2 separate regions of the Mus musculus genome follow, and region 2 is linked to region 1. A link is a loop called in an ENCODE intact Hi-C map of the cell type or tissue named here. Cell type or tissue: heart. All regions are shown on one strand.

Region 1 (8,000 bases):
GTGTAGCTGAGTGCAGAGGCTCCTGCCCCATCACTGCAGGGCGCTTTGAGCTCTGTTGGTATTTCCTTTCTTCTTAGGCTGGAAGTTGGCCATGGCCTGCATCTGACAGAGTCCAGAAGAGGAAGTGGGGGTTCCTCCTGGGCCTTTGAGAAGCCCGTGGAGAATCTTTCTTTTTTTTTTTTTTTCCCATGACTTATGGGACTCAAATCAGTTATGCCCTGCTGGAGCCAATCACTAAGATAGAAATGTGCCATTCTGGAACTGGAAACCGAGTCCACTTTCCCATATGGTCTTCATGGAGAAGGGTTTTTCCCAGAGGGAAATGAGGATGCCAGTCAGCAGGGAAGAAGGAGGAGGAAGGACCACCGGCATGATGGAAATTGCGGAATGCACAGTAGGACTCACGAGTCTGAGTTCTGACTCAGAAGGCCCTCTGCTGTGTGCAGGCAATTGGCTGTTTTTCATTTTGACTCATTCAACAAATGCTTATTTTATTCCTGTGTGTGTAAGCCAGAGGTCCAGCTTGGGTGCTCTGAAAGTGCTGTCCACTTGGTTAGGACAGGGACTCTTTGTCCTTAAACTTGCCAAGTAGGTCAAGTTGCTGGGCCAGGGAACTGTAGGGATCTGCCTGTCTCAGGCAGTGCTAGGGTTACAAGTGTGTGCCATCAAATATGACTTCTCACATAGGTTTTGGGGATCAAACGCAACTTCTCATGACTCTATGTCTAGCGTTTTGCCAACTAAGTTTTCTCTCCAGTCTTTTAACAAATGTTTACTGAACCATTAAATCAATGCCAAATTTATGCCAAATGCTAGAGGTAAAAAAGAGTATTAAAGATACCGACATATCCTTTAAGGATTTTGCACTCTAGTGGAGAAGAATAGGAAAACAGAAGTATGAGACATACAGAAAGTTGAGGCGCAGAAAAAAGGAGAAAGTTTCATAAACATAGAGGAAGGTGCAACCAAATCTGTACAAAGCAGTGGCTCTCACCCTTCCTAATGCTGCAACCCTTTAACACAGTCCCTCATGTTGTGGTGATCCACAACCACAAAATTATTTCACTGCTACTCCCTAACCATTCATCTTTCTATTGTTATGAATTGTAATATAAATATCTGATATGCAGGATATCTGATATATGACCCCTGTGTAAGGGTCATTTGACTCCCCTAAAAGGATTGAGACCCAAAAGCTGAGAACCACCGGTATAGCAGGGAGTGAGTGGACATCTGGGGACATAAGGAAGAGCATCATACTCAGAGGGAGCAGCATGCACAAGGATACAGAGGGCAGAGGAGGATGGCAGGTTCCAAGATTCTATCTGCATAGGTAAGGCACATGAAGGACACGTGAAGGTTGTTTAGAGATGATTCCTAGAATCCAAGTTAGGGAAAGGCTTGGAATTCTCGGGCAGAAGAATTCAGTCAAGAGGATGGCAAAGGCAGGATTGAAAAGGCTACTGTGGCATCGTATTAGAGAGGGTGAGCCTGAAGGCTGGGTGGCTGTTCTAAAGCCAATGGAGGGGAAGGAACTGAGGGCATGAATAGAGACAGGATGGGAGGTTCAGCAGAGGGGGACTTGGAGGGAAGAATCGTTGGGCCTGGTAATTCTCTGGGCTAGGGGAGGTTGGAGGGAAGCAAGGGGAAAGGACATATGTGCAGCCATGCCATTCTGAACATTCCAGATCCTGGGAGCTAAGCAGGGTCAGGACTCGTTAGAACTTGGACGGAGAGAGGCGTGCGAGAAAAGTTGCTTGAGTGAGCAGGTGATGGTGTGTCAGTAACTGAGCTGGAGTCTGGGAGGAGGGTAGTGTAGATCTGAGAGAGGAGGGCAAGTTCAGTTCTGTACACGAAGGTGAAATTCTTGTGGGCCATCTGATGCCATGATGGGCAGTGTCGAGGACTGGAGATCAGATCTGGAGGCTAGAAAAGGTCTCTGGTGATGAGCAGGGCAGATGGGATGCTTGTAGTAGACGGCTAGGAAAGGCCATTTGGGAGAGGAAGCTTTCACACATACATGCATGCATACATACATACATGAGAGCGTGCATCAACTCATGCACACTTCATACACCTGTCCAGTTCTCCAGGGTGCCTTTCCTAATAGCTATAGCACTATACATCTGAACATGGGAGGAATACGCCCACTGACCAATTAAGGGGATAACATCTCTTTCTGGAGAGTTTAGAGGGCAGGGAGCTGCCTGTCTGATGGGGTTATTGGACTTGAGGTTAAGTGTGCTTATGACAACAGTGACAGGATTCTTCAGCCTCCAGCTCCCTTCTATCCCTTCCCCCAATCCATCAGGCTTTGGAACATTCCAGGTAGACATGGCTGGATGGTATCTATGGTTTAGCCGCTGAGCTTGTCCTTGGTGCAGATATTGCTACTGAACACTAGGAGGCGCTTCCGGGCACTCAGCTCAGCCTGGATGAGCTAGATTGTACCAAAAGGTGATCTACAAGCATATTTCCTTGCGTTAATGTGACACAGGATTTGAAGTCTTAAACAAGCTCCAACTGTAGTCCTAACTTGAGCTCAAAAGCCACTTCATATGACAAATGCAATGACCAAGACAAGGAAACACTCTACAGAGAAGATTTTGTTTTATTTTTATGTATTCATAATCTTGGTCTTGAACTATTTGTTGAACAAATAGGAGAGCATACACTTTTTCAAAACCGCAGGAGGCCTTTTCAGTAAGGAATGTGTGATGTGTCGGTCTTGACTGCTGATTTGGTGGGTCTTAGAACCAATGAAGGAGACATGGTGTGTCTATGAGGATGATTCAGAGGATTGAGAGGGGAAGACCCAGTCTTAGAGGGAGTGGGTGGGACCATCCCATGCCCTCCAAGAACAAAAGTGTCAGGAGTCTGCCTATCATTGCTGCTGCCATCCTCCAATGACAACACACTCCAGCTGTTTTGTTCTTTCCATGTGGACTGAATACTCACAGCTCTTGAGGGATTTGGTGGCTGTTTGGAACCCATTTTGAGTGGAGGCATCCAGCTTTACGGACCTAACCTCTCTGGGCACCTCTGCCTCGCCAGCATGTAGGCTGCCATTGTTGGATGGCTTGGAGAAAGATAAAGGGATTTCTCTTCAGGTTGTTTGTAAGCCAAGCTAATAATTCTCCTTTGATAATGTATTTATGTTCTGTTGGTTCTATTCCTTTTGAGAACCGTGCCTAACAAAGGACAAGAACGGGAAGCCATATGGTCGCTCTTTCCCTGGGCTTCAGGCAGCCTCCAGGGAGGTTTCTTCTCTCTCCACTCGATCCTGACACTGCTGGCTTATTCAGAGAGTTCTACTCATTTCTTGATTGGAGAGGGTGTCTCAGAAATGCAGACTCTTATCTGCTGGAACAGCTTGAGCTTTCTGAGACACCCTGGAAAAGTGTTAGCTTGCTACCGTCAACCCACATTGCTGGTGGTCTGTGTAACAGTAAAACTTAGGTTGTACTGGTCAGCTTGGGATGCCACAGTTTTTAAGGAAACCTTGCAAGTTCTCGGGTAAAAGGAAGAATGGCAGCCAGTTTGAGATGAAATGTATTTTAAAAGTGTTATTTCAAAGGGGGACATGTTCTCCACGTGACGTCATCCTTTAGTGCTTCTCTCTCCGTTCAGGCAACATGTCTTAGATCGTTGGCCCATATGTCACTCATTCTCGCAGCTACATTCATGGACTCAAGAACACAACTGGTGATATGCCCCGATTTAAATAAAAATAAACATATAGCAAGCCCAAAGATGCTTGGTCCCTTTCTTGTTTCCACTACCATACATGACCACTGAATGGGTTTTCTCAAAGTTCTAGTTCCTGGAGCATGAGCAAGTGCGGCAGAGAATTACAAAAGGCTGCTCTCTGTCCTGTAGATATAGACAAACTTTGATTCATCCACTCAAAAAAAAAAAAAAAAAAAAAAAAAAAAAAAAACTTCAGCAGCCTTTCATATGTGATGCCACTAGATGTCACTACACATCAAGTTTCTTGAACGAACCAGTGGGAGGCCTGCCCAGCCACTGTGCCTGCCTCTCCTTCTATTAATGTTTAAAAGCTGCATTTGTACTGGCTACACTTTCCACATTGAATCTTTTGTTTAATGTGACACTCATTCCTAGGAGCCCAGCTTCATTCTACTTAACTGTAAGGCAGCCATCCCTTGGCTGGGGTAACTCCTGTTGTTGCTCTTCTGTCTAACATACTCTCCCTCCCTCTTCCCCTTCCCCCCTTCCCTTCTCTCCCTTCATCCCCCCTCCCATTACTTCTTTCTCTCTTGGTGCTTTCTTCAGTTGGGGAGAGGTCAGAGGGCAATGTTTATACCTTCCTCTGTAGCTCTTACTTTTTGAGACAGGGGTCTCTCCATGACTGGAATCTGCTGCTTGGCTAGACAGGCTGAGCAGCATCCCTTCAAAAATCCCCTCCCAGCCCGCACTGTGATTGTAGGCACAGGGGCCATTCTTGGCTTTTTACGTGGATTTCTGAACTCAGACTCTTTTGCTTGCTCGGCAGGCACTTCACCGATGGACCATCTCGCTCTCCTCTGACTGCTTCCCACACCAGTGAAGTTCTTGCTCTCTGGCCTGTTTTGCCTGTCCAAGTACAACTGACAAACTGAAATCCAGGTAGCTAGGTTCTTCAGGATATGTGAGTTCTCCATAGAGGTCATTCTGGCTGAATGGGCCTCACATGGGACCCCATGTGAAGCATCAGGGGTGATCAGGAAGTCTGTCCTCTCTAATAACCTCTATGGAAAAGGCCTTTGCTAAAACAAAACCTCTTCCTTTGATCCCTTTAATCCCTTTATCTTTTCTGGGCTTTTTTGTCATATATTCTGTGACAGCTCTCAGGGGACCAAGGCCAGCAGAATTTGCTATGCCTTGGGAATATCTATCCCCATCAGTAAGTCAGACAGTAGGAAGGAGAACTTTCGTCCCCAGAGGGGCCCTTCAAGTGTGTGTTTGATGTTGACGGCTCTCTTTGTCATGAAGAATGGTGTTCAGGGGAGCCGGGATCATATGCTGTAAAGATAAAACTTGGGACTTAACATTTTGCAAAGCCCCTACATCTATCATGCCACCCCGATCTCACGGCAATCTATTAAGGAAGACAGGATGGATATTTTTATTTCCATTTTACAGAAGAGAAAACAGAAGGTCAGAGAGGTTAAATGGCTCACTCAAGGTCTCCTGGCTATAAAAACCTGCATCTTCAGCTTCCTGGGCCCTGAGCTCTCTGTCTTTCATGATCTCCAGCTGCTGCTGCCTGCAGAGGGAATTGTTAAGGGCTACAAGGAGTGGACCTTTTTTTTTTTTTTTTTTTTTTAGCAGGGCGGGCAAGAGATTTGGTGCGTTAGAATTCGAATTCAGGGCAAGAATGAAGTGTCCCTGCCTGGTTCTTTGGCTGCCAGCCACTGCCTTGGCCAAGGCATACTCAAGGCACATGTTGGCACCTGAAAAATTGCCTGGCTGGTACAGCCCAGCTCGCTGAGGCTGCGTTGTTGATGATGTGAAAAGGGGAGGTGTATAGAGGAAGCGTGTGGAAATGCCTCACCAACCGCAGAGGATTTAGAGAAGGCAAGTTTCATGCTACTGTGCTTATTTCCTTAGCGAAAGGAGAGAGAGAGAGAGAGAGAGAGAGAGAGAGAGAGACACAGAGAGAGAGAGAGACAGAGAGAGAGAGAGAGACACAGAGAGAGAGAGAGAGACAGAGAGAGAGAGAGAGAGAGAGACACACACACACACAGAGAGAGAGAGAGAGAGAGAGAGAGAGAGAGAGAAAGAGCGCTGAATATTGTTAAGTCCAACTAGAATGTAAAAGGAAGTAGATGAGGTAATGACAACAGTGACCCAGGCTCTATGCATCCTCTTCAAGCGTTCCTGGTCCTGGGGCTATCAGGCACAGGTCAGGGAGAGGCATGGAGATATTGCCTCTGTCACAGCTGCAGCCCATGCCTGGGTGCACTGCATCTATAAGGCACTTTGCTAACCCAATGAAAACCACTAGCTAATCACTAAAATAATCTGTTAATCTGTTGAGTAGGACTCCTTTACTGATGACTGGAGGCTTTGAAAAATACTGCTTAATCAATGATGACGACAGAGCTAATTTTCTGCTTTAGCCACTATTTGACAGAGAATGGAATGGCGCACATCCCTGCGACGATCTCTCCGCTCTGGCTTCTGCAGGAAGGCCTACCTGCAGAGTCTGTGTTTGTGGATCCCAGAGGAGTTTGCTTTCCTGGTGCTTTGTTTGATTCTTGGTCTTTCTTTCTTTCTTTCTTTCTTTCTTTCTTTCTTTCTTTCTTTCTTTCTTTCTTTCTTTTTTATTAGGTATTTTCCTCGTTTACATTTTCAATGCTATCCCAAAGGTCCCCCATACCCACCCCCCTAATCCCCTACCCACCCACTCCCCCTTTTTGGCCCTGGCGTTCCCCTGTACTGGGGCATATAAAGTTTGCAAGTCCAATGGGCCTCTCTTTGCAGTGATGGCCGACTAGGCCATCTTCTGATACATATGCAGCTAAAGACAAGAGCTCCCGGGTGCTGGCTAGTTCATATTGTTGTTCCACAAAAATATGGAATGCTTCATGAATTTGCGTGTCATCCTTGCGCAGGGGCCATGCTAATCTTCTCTGTATCGTTCCAATTTTAGTATATGTGCTGCCGAAGCGAGCACGATTCTTGGTTTTTTTTTTGTGTCAGATGCCTAACTGTTTCTGAGGTCGGGCCCGAATGCCATTTGAGAGCGGACAGTTGATTCTCAGGACTAACCCCTCAGATTTCATCAGAGCTGGTGGGTTTTGACCTTGACTGCAAATAGGAATTGCTTGGTGAGCATTTAAAAATTGCTGATACCAGGGCTCCCCCTCTGGATGTTTGAGTTTAATTGGTTTGGGGTAGCACCCAGACATTGGTATTTTTTAAGTGCCTCAGTTGACAGACTATGTGACCAAGGTTGAGAGCCTTAGAGGAAGTTGCTTGTACAGTCAGTTCTTTCCATGCGTGGGTAATGTGGAATCCAGCTTCGCCTCATTTTCCATTTGTTTTCCCCCCAATGGTAGAAATTTAATCTATGCATTGAAATGAGAATCATCCACTAGTCAGTAATTATTTCATTTAAATGCTAAGTTGAAATATCCACTATAAATGTGGAAATAATTTGTACTACAGTATTTCTCAAAGTATATTCTTTTGTTTATTTATTTGAGACAGGGTCTGCTATATGCTAGGCTGGCCTTTGAGTTCTATACGTAGCTGAGGACAACTAAGCACCCCTTGAACTCCCAATCTTCCTGCCTCTAACTCTGGAGATTATAGCTATGCACCAGCCTCCAGTGCTGGGATTATAGCTTCCTGCCTCCAATGCTGGGATTATAGCTATGCACCAGCATGCTAGATTTTATATAGTACTGGGGATCAAACCCAGGGCCCTGCGCAGGCTAAGCAAACAGTCTTCCAACAGAGCTGAATCCCTAGAGGGATACTCTTTTTATAATTTATATAGGATGTTCTCCATGCTTGCCAACACGGAGGCCGCTGAGCCAGTGCAGATGGGCCAGTTTGCTTCATTCTTGTGGACTCTCATTATGGTAGCTGCTGTAGAGGGTGTAGGGGAGTTGAGCGCTAAGGCTGCTCTAGACTAGGATGCTAGTGTACCTATCTGAGTGGGGTTTGCTTTTTCTCTTTTATTTTTGAAACCACTAAATTTGTAGCCTGTGGCCTTCTGCCACATCTCCATCTGACCACGCACGTTTCTCTTTGTGGCATGTTGGCTACTGAGAGAGCCAGTCTCCTTTAGCCTTTTGGCATTGCTGACCAGCTGAAAGTTCTCTTCACTCGATTCCCCTGCAATAGGAAAACAGGAAGAGAAATAGAACAGCAGCTTGACACGCCAGGTCTGAAGGACCACACGGATCTTCTATTTCCAATTAGCAGTTTCCCTGCAGCCCAGTCCCGAGGTCGCCAGGCCACCGTGCATCCAGCTGTTTAGTGTT
Region 2 (8,000 bases), 520 kb after region 1:
AAAATCCTCCCTGCGATCCAACTACTGCCTCTGTGAAGATTCTCTAGCGTTTTCCCCTTCTGCTGAGTGTGCTGCGATGCCCGAGGATAACCTGCACCCTTCATGGGAAGAGCTTCTTGATTCAGCTTCTGACAGAAGGAAGAGCACCGTGTGTTGAGGATAGATTATTTTCAAGACCTGCATTCAACTTAAAGCTTCCCAGTCTTGTCTTCTGTCCTATTCACTCTGAAAAGACTCACAAGGACTTCCTACCAGGCACTTGTGCTGTCCTTCCACAGAAGGACAGGGGACACCTGCTGGAGCAGCTCAATGTGTGGGTGTGCTTGGAGAGGCCAGCCAACTGTGGACTTCTTGGTATCAAGGGCATTTGAGAAAGTCTGCATGGGGCGGTGCCCATTCATTGTATAGTAACTAAAGACAAGAAATGCTTGTCCTCTTTAATTACTTGCCATTGTGGAGGGAAGCAAAACAAACAAACAAACAAACAAACAACCCCCCCCCCACACACACACATTATGAGCAGCAACACTGTTAATGTATGTGGGTGGCAGGAGCTGAACTTGTGTCCCCTGGGGGAACATAAAGTATTCTTATCTGCTGAGCCATCTCTCCAGCCCTGACTTTTGTTTTTTGATTTTTGTTTTGTTTTTTTTTGTTTTGTTTTGTTTTTGTTTTTGTTTTTGTTGTTGTTGTTTGGTTGCTTGGTTGGTTTGGTTTGGTTTTGATCTTGTTTTTTTTTTTTGTTTTGTTTGGTTGCTTTGGTTTTTTTTTTTTTGTTTTTTGTTTTGTTTTGTTTTTTGAGACAGGCTTTCTCAATGTAGCCCTGACTGGCTGGCCTTGAACTCAGAGAACCACCTGCCTCTGCCTCCTGAGTGTTGGGATTAAGGGTGTGCACCACCATGGCCAGCACCTTTGTTATCTCTCTACAAACACTTTCATGGCTAGTGTAATGAGAAAAGTCAATAACTATATTTATCCCTCGTTTGTTGACAGCTGTAGTGTCAACTTGGTGCTAGATTCTGAGTGGGTATATTCCCCATTATTGTCATATCTTACTTAATTGGCTGTTAATGGACACCCTGCTATACAACTACTATTAAAGTCTTTATAGAAATAATGTAGCATTGTTCTTCTTTCTGAAGAACTATAAGGCTCATTGAAAGACTAAATCTGGGAAATTAGAGATGTGCCTACATCAGTTACGCTGTAAAGTAGAAGAATGACTCAGGCTGCAGGTTTCAGGAAAAGCTTAGTAACCCCAAAGCCTGCATAGGTTTTAGGCAGGCAAGTCTCAAGACATAGTTGTCCTATGGATGCCACGGGACAGGGAGAGGTAGAAAAGGTAGAGAGGCTGGCAATGGTGTTTCTTCTTATATGATGCTTATATCCAAGGGAGGGCCACATGGAAACTCCAGGGCTCCTGGGTCATGGCAATGGAGTGAGTGGAAAGCTATTGGCCTTCAGCATGCCTCATAGGATGAAGGATGTCCCCTTGAGAGGTTTCAAACATCTAGTTGAAATGAGTTGTATTTTTATTATTGTTTAGGAAACCTCCAAGGTGGAAAGAGTGCTTTGCCTATGGTTAAAATTCTCTTCAGGAATTTTCATCTAAAGGCAATTAATTCTGTTTTGGTTGTAACAGTCTCCAAGACTCTCTGAGGTCTCTTCTTTGTAAGCAGATACTATGTTAATTTGCCTCCATGTAGAGAACAGCAGTTCAGTAGAGTCTACCTTAGTTGTTTGTATTCTTTATTGGTCAGGGCTCCTCCTCCTCCTCTTCTTCCTCCTCCTTCTCCTCCTTCTCCCACCTCCTCTTCCCCTTCCCCTCTCCCTCTTCCTCTCCCTCTCCTCCTCTTCCTCTCCTCTTCCTTTTTCTCCCTTCTCCTCCTCCTCCTCTTCTAATTCAGCAGTCATAAGTTAAGCTACTGGCTAAGCATGGCTCCGGAGGATGTGTTTTTAAATGAGCATAAAGCCCTGGCTCAAGTTTTGGTAACTCTGACCTCACACTTGGGGAGTGGTCTTTGTCCCAAGACCTATTGCGTCTCCTGTTTGCTTCCTCATAGCCTCATCTTCTGTTCCTGCTGTTCTTCCTCTGTCACTTTGGATCTGTCCCCTTCCTTCCCTGACCTTCCACTAAAGCCTGAGTTGCTCTGTCGTTGGCATATCCTAAACAGACGGAGAGCTGAAGGTGCTTATACTGTTTTTTGCTGTACAATTTTATATTCAATAAATAATAGCTGGACTCTAAAGTGCCATGGGTCAATATAGATACACACACACACACACACACACACACACATACACACACACACACACACACAGATGTATAAATATCCCTCAAGTCATCCTTTTTTGCAAGAACAAGAACTCTTATCCTGGCCATTCCATGCTTTAATTGGCATGTGAGGACTTCTGTGGTTTGACTGTAAAATGTGCCGCACAGTCTCTTGTGTTTGAACACATGGCCTTCAGCTGGTGATCCTGTTTTGGGGATTAAGGAACCTAGGAGGTGGAGCTTAGCTGGTAGGAGTGTGTTACAGGGCAGGTACTGAGGATTACAACCTGGGTCCTTTTCCACCTGAGTTCTCTCAGCTTCCTGATCTGCCAGGATGTCAGGGATAAGCCGTGGTGCAGGCTCCCTCAGGCAGGGGCGAAGCCACTTGCTGCTGTGCTGGCCCTTTCATGAACTGTATCCCTTGGCCTATGATCAGACAAATAAAAACAAAACAATAAAACCCCCCACCTCTCCTCTCTTCAGTGGCTTTTGTCAGGGCATGAGAACAGTAACAAACACAAAAGAGCTAGCTGTTAAAAACAAATCCTGCAACAGGAGAATATCTTGGCTGGACCAGACAGACAGTGTTTGGCAGTGGCCTTATCTTAATTGTAATGTTTTCAAAGCGCCAGATTTAGAATTTAATTATTAAATGCTGAGCATAGCGGTACGTGTCGTTATGTTGAGCCTAGCTCCTGGGGAGAAGGAAGAGGAGGCAGGTTGTTTCCAGGAGTTAACTATCCAGCTAGCCTAGCTGAGAGGGAAAGTTCCAGGTTCAGAGGTAGGTCCTGTCTCAGAAATATACAATGCAGATCTATGGAAAAATAACACCAACACACACATACATATACACATACACACACACACACACACACACACACACACACAGAGAGAGAGAGAGAGAGAGAGAGAGAGAGAGAGAGAGAGAGAATGGGATGAATGTTTGAGTTCCAGGACCTGGCTCCCTGGATTGGAATCTCAGTGTACAGCCGTACAGCCTGCCAGATGTATGACCTTGACCAAAGAGTTAACGCCTCCGTGCCTCTCAACAAGAGGAATGTTAATAGCCCCTATTCTGTGTGTATCAAGTGAAGACATACATGGAAAAACCATCCACCTGGAACACAAAAGCACAGTCCGAGGGCTGGACAGATAGCTCTGTGGTTAATGGCATTGACTGCTCTTTCAGAGGACCTAAGTGCAGTTCCCAGTACCTATAGGATGGTTCCACCTGTCGGTAGCTCTCGTCTCAGCAGAGCCAATCCCGTCTTCTGACTTCTATGTGTACTGCCCACACATGATGCACAGACCTACATGTAGGCAAAACCTCCCATACCCATAAAATAAAAAATAAAGGAAAAAAATTTAAAGAGCACAATCACTGTTGATAATCACTATCATCTTGAATAAAGAGGAACTATTATTAATGTATTAAATCCCTGGGGAATTTTTTTATTACATTCATACTTAAAGTTTATAGTTAAATACATTTATAATGCAGGTCCTGGAAAGATCTACCCCTCTAACATCTGTTTCAGAGAACTGTGTGTCTTGTTTCTGCAGAATCATTTGCAAGGCTTAAAACTTGCTCGAGACCCGGAGTCCTAGAGAAGGGATAATGTGACATTTTCAACATTAATCTCAAGGGATGGTACCATTAAAAAATTAAAAGGGAACTAGGAAGGAGAGGTTTAAAAAAAAAGTCGAAAAGGAACTAAATTCATTCTTTTCATTATTCTTAATGGATGACAGAAATGTGTACCCAAGACGCCTATGCCCCCTCTTAAGTAGAGGATTATGACTTTTGTCGTGCTGTCTTTTGAACTGACATCCTGCATAGCATTTGCATGGTGCCTGTGCATTGGATCTTTGAAACAGTAACACCTCTTTTATAAAAAATATTACTAATATTTCCATCTTTTTTTTCCCTTGCCAGTCTTTGCTGTTACTTGCCCACATACAGCATAGTTAGAGGATCCTTCATGGGCTGCTAATATTTCTGCTGGACCATCCCATCAAATGAAACATTTTTGAGTCTGAATTCTTAAGATATGAGTGTATTTTTAAATGGTCTTCATGGGCCTGTAAGGTGGCTCAGCACAGAAAGTCACTTGCTGCCAAGTCTAATCCCGTGCATTTGGTTCCTAAAACAAACATAAAAACTGCTGGCCACAAGTTGTCCTAACACCTCCACATATGTGTTATGGCATACATGCATGTAGACATGTTTGTACACAGTCAATAAATGAAAGATACAAACCAATGATTTTTTTTCACGCGCTTACAGATAGTACTCAAAATGTTTTGACATATCTGAGCCTTTCCACTTGCAACCTGTCAGAGAAGATTTTGGCCGGACGCTTTTAGAGTGGATGTGGAGGCAGAATTGTGCCATGTGGCAACCATTTTGTTAGCAGGTCCTGGAGAGGGCTGGGTGGTCTTGGGATGGCTAAAGAGGGAACTGAGGTATATATGTGGCTTGCAGGTATTTATATACCTGGAAGGAAATATATTCACCTTTATCTTTGGTACGTGTCAGCCAACTTTCAGCATGCATACCAACTTATAAAATGTGTATACTAAGTAACAATAGATGAGATTAAAAATTAGAAACTTGGGCCAGCAGGATGGTTTTGAGTTTAAGCCAAACCTGACAACCAAAGTTCGTAACTTCTTCAAGTCTAGCCTAACTGTTGAAAGGAGAATCATGTGAGACCTAACCCACCTATTTTTTAAGAGCTGTATTTAATTTCATATTTGAATGGAAAGAAAAACATTTTTGTTACATGTGTCATTAACTGCCACTAAACTGCCACGAGTGTCAACCGTTATTGTGAGAGCTGCTTCCAAGCTAATTATGTTAATTAGTAAGGAACACCCACCCCCACAATCTCCAGTATTCAAGCATCCTGCCGTCACTTTTTCCTTTTTTCTTCTCCAGATGTGAGACAACCATTCGTTGCTTGAAAAGCTGCAGGGTTGTAGCTAAGATAACAAATAGTTCCCAGCAAATAAAACTGGTTCTTTGGGAACATACTCCAATTGGTTTGCTTCGCAAAAGGAAGTAAGAAAATATTGGCGTGTTCTGCATGGAAGTCAGGACCATTGCTTATGAAAAGCCTCAGTTTTGGCCTTCCCATTTAAATAAGCCTTCTTACTGCAATTAATATTATTATCTGGTTTATGGCCCTCTAAACTACGTCCCCTTTCTGCATTTCTTGCTATTCTAACTTTGCTTTCTTACATGTGTTATACAATTTGCAATTTAGATTTTAATTTGATTTCCATTCTTTAAAACACCATTTTTCTTGCATTTCATTTTTATTTAAAGTGTGTTTCTCTCAGCATCCGTGGACGCAAGGCATAAACAAACTGCTAGAAAAAAAAATCAAGCTATTAAATGAGCTTAGAACATAAAACATGTTAATAGGAATTTCGCATAACTAAACTAAGTATTTGAGAGCCCAGCCACAGACTCACAGCTCTTTGGGAAGAAACTTTATGGGACAAGGTAAACCTGATTTACCTTCTGCCCTGGTGATTTTAAAATACAGCACTTTGTGTGGCTGACTTTAAATCCTCGCCTCTTCCTGTATGCATGAAGTGTTAAATATGGCTCTGAAGATTTAGAGCTAACAGCTGTACAGATGCAGGGTTTGGGTCTCTGTGGTGTTTTGGAGTTCTGAGTATCCCCGTCCCCCATGAGAGATGCCAGATTCACAAGGTGTGAATGTCCACCTTGCAATTTGAGTGTGTGTCTGGGGGGAGGGGCTGTTTTCTTTTATCTCCAGCTGTGACCCACATAAATCAGCAGAGCACATTACCTGTCAAGGCTTTACTCTGTGACTCCCAGTTTCCCTTCCTCAATTACCTGGACTCCTGGTCTGGCTTGAGTGTGCTTTTCTTACCTTTATCCTGTACAGGTCAGAGGATGATCTTTGAGAGCCCTCCTTTCTGTCTAGGATGAGTCGATGTATTAAGTATGTAGCAAGCTAAAGTAAAAGAATCAATAGAAAGCGGTAATAGATAGTTAAGCATCATTAAGTCGGGCACTTACAGCATCCAATGGAGAGCAACTTGGGAAGCTGAGGCAGCCCGCTGTTGCTCCCAGTTGAGCTTTCTTGCCATGGCTGGGTTTTCCTACCACAGTAACCCCTGTTGGAACTGGTTCACCCTCGAGCAGTTCTCAAAGTCACAGTGTTCTCACTGTTGAATGTTCTCCTGTTCTCTTTCTTCCCTGTCACAGGGTTTGGGGGACAGCCCATCCTCAGAGAAGAAGCCTTAGAGGACACATTGGCATAAACATACTTGGGTCTGTAGTAAGTAGGACAGTTCCACTTCCAGAGCCAGATCTTTAGTGACCTGAAACCACACATGGCAGATTTATCACCACAAGGTTCCTTACGCCATCCTGTTCAACTCTTGACCGTTGCCTATAGCATCCGCCCTAGCTGACTCTCTTGCATTTACCACATTCTGCCTAGTTTGCTGCTAAAATTCTTTTTAGGAGCTGTCATCTTCCTTAATGTACAGGCTCTTTGCCTTGCTTTATCTGCTAGCTATCCTTCAAAACAAAGCAATAGTAGGAGAAGACTGAGGTTGGAAAGATGCTGGCAGTGACATTCCTTGGCTGTGTAAAGTTGGAGAATTCCCGCTTACCGTCATGGACATCTTGTTTGGATACAGCTCATCTTGACATCATCATAATCCATGACAGAATAAATTGTGTCAAAACGTGCTGCCAAGTACTGCCGTTCATCGTGTAGTTCTCAGCACACAAGGCTTTCCCAGTAGTCTGTGTAGTCTGTGCCGAGGCTGGTCCCTCTGTCTGTCCCTGTGTCACACTGTTTTTTAATTACCAGGATCCTGTGACAAGTTAATGACTGTTTAAGAAAGTTCCCCTAGGTCACAGTGGCTCCTTGGAGTGTGGGTGCTTGTGGCACTTTTATTTTCTGTATAAATTTACTCGTGAAATTCTGCACACTGATTGAGATTTTGATTAAAATTACATTAAATCCGTAGATCAGTTTGGGGAAATTGACATTTTTATGATGTTGAGTTTTACTATTATAGAACATGGTATATTGCCCTATTAACTAAAGACTTCTTTAGTGGTTTTCAATACTTTTTTTTTCCCCCTAGAATCTGTACACTCTTTGTTAGGTTTGCTCTTGGGGGTCTTTAAATAATATCCCTTACAAATAAATATTTTTACCTGTTTGCTAAAACATGAGGGTAATGTAACCAGCTTCTAGATGCTGGTTTTGAAATTAATTAAGCTTCCTAATTTTTAGTCTTACCTGTAGATTTGGTTTGGAGTTGTAGACAATGATAATCCACAAAAAGTAACCCCTTTTACTCTTAGACCTTTTGCAGTCTTTATAGCTTCTTCTCCTTTTTCTAAGTGTGGCCTGCTTTATTCCATTGAACAGGAGCAGTGGCATAGCATGTCCTTGTCTTTAACATAAACAAACTCCCTCCATCGTTTCTGCCCACAGACCAACTATGTGGTCAGTGGGAGAGCTCTTTACCATGTAGAGAACCCTGTTTCCCTGTTTACTCAGATTAAAAACAACAACAACAACAACACAAATTCTAGACTGAGGGTGTGGCTCCGTTGTAGCACACCTGTTTAGTATGCTCAGGACCTTGGGTTTAATGCCCAGTACAAAAATACTTTGAAGTTGTCAAATTCTTCTTATTTTGAAGAATGCTAAAATTTCAC

What was found. A loop is a pair of places that touch in the nucleus more often than their neighbours do. Peaks named below come from ENCODE experiments on the same cell type or tissue, not always from the same donor. Only the 100,000 strongest peaks of a DNase experiment are listed, where the experiment ranks them.
Region 2: a loop joins it to region 1, with 3 times the contacts of the local background. A loop is called at or near these places in 4 of 42 quality-filtered maps.

Annotation. Positions count from the first base shown.
Region 1 is chr13:103,640,608-103,648,607 of GRCm38, reverse strand. The region is part of intron 1 of Gm30551 (predicted gene, 30551); the gene reads left to right. It overlaps Gm24870 (a small nuclear RNA gene), which reads right to left and starts at 6,682; the gene lies at 6,576-6,682. In heart, CTCF peaks have their summits at 2,410 (motif pointing right), 3,770 and 3,970 (motif pointing right); no DNase peak of the experiment used is centred here.
Region 2 is chr13:103,124,274-103,132,273 of GRCm38, reverse strand. All of the region lies in intron 3 of Mast4 (microtubule associated serine/threonine kinase family member 4), which reads left to right. Among named protein-coding and RNA genes, the nearest start is that of Gm30050, 31 kb to the right of the region's middle. In heart, a CTCF peak has its summit at 3,524; no DNase peak of the experiment used is centred here; H3K27ac peaks cover 1,324 bases.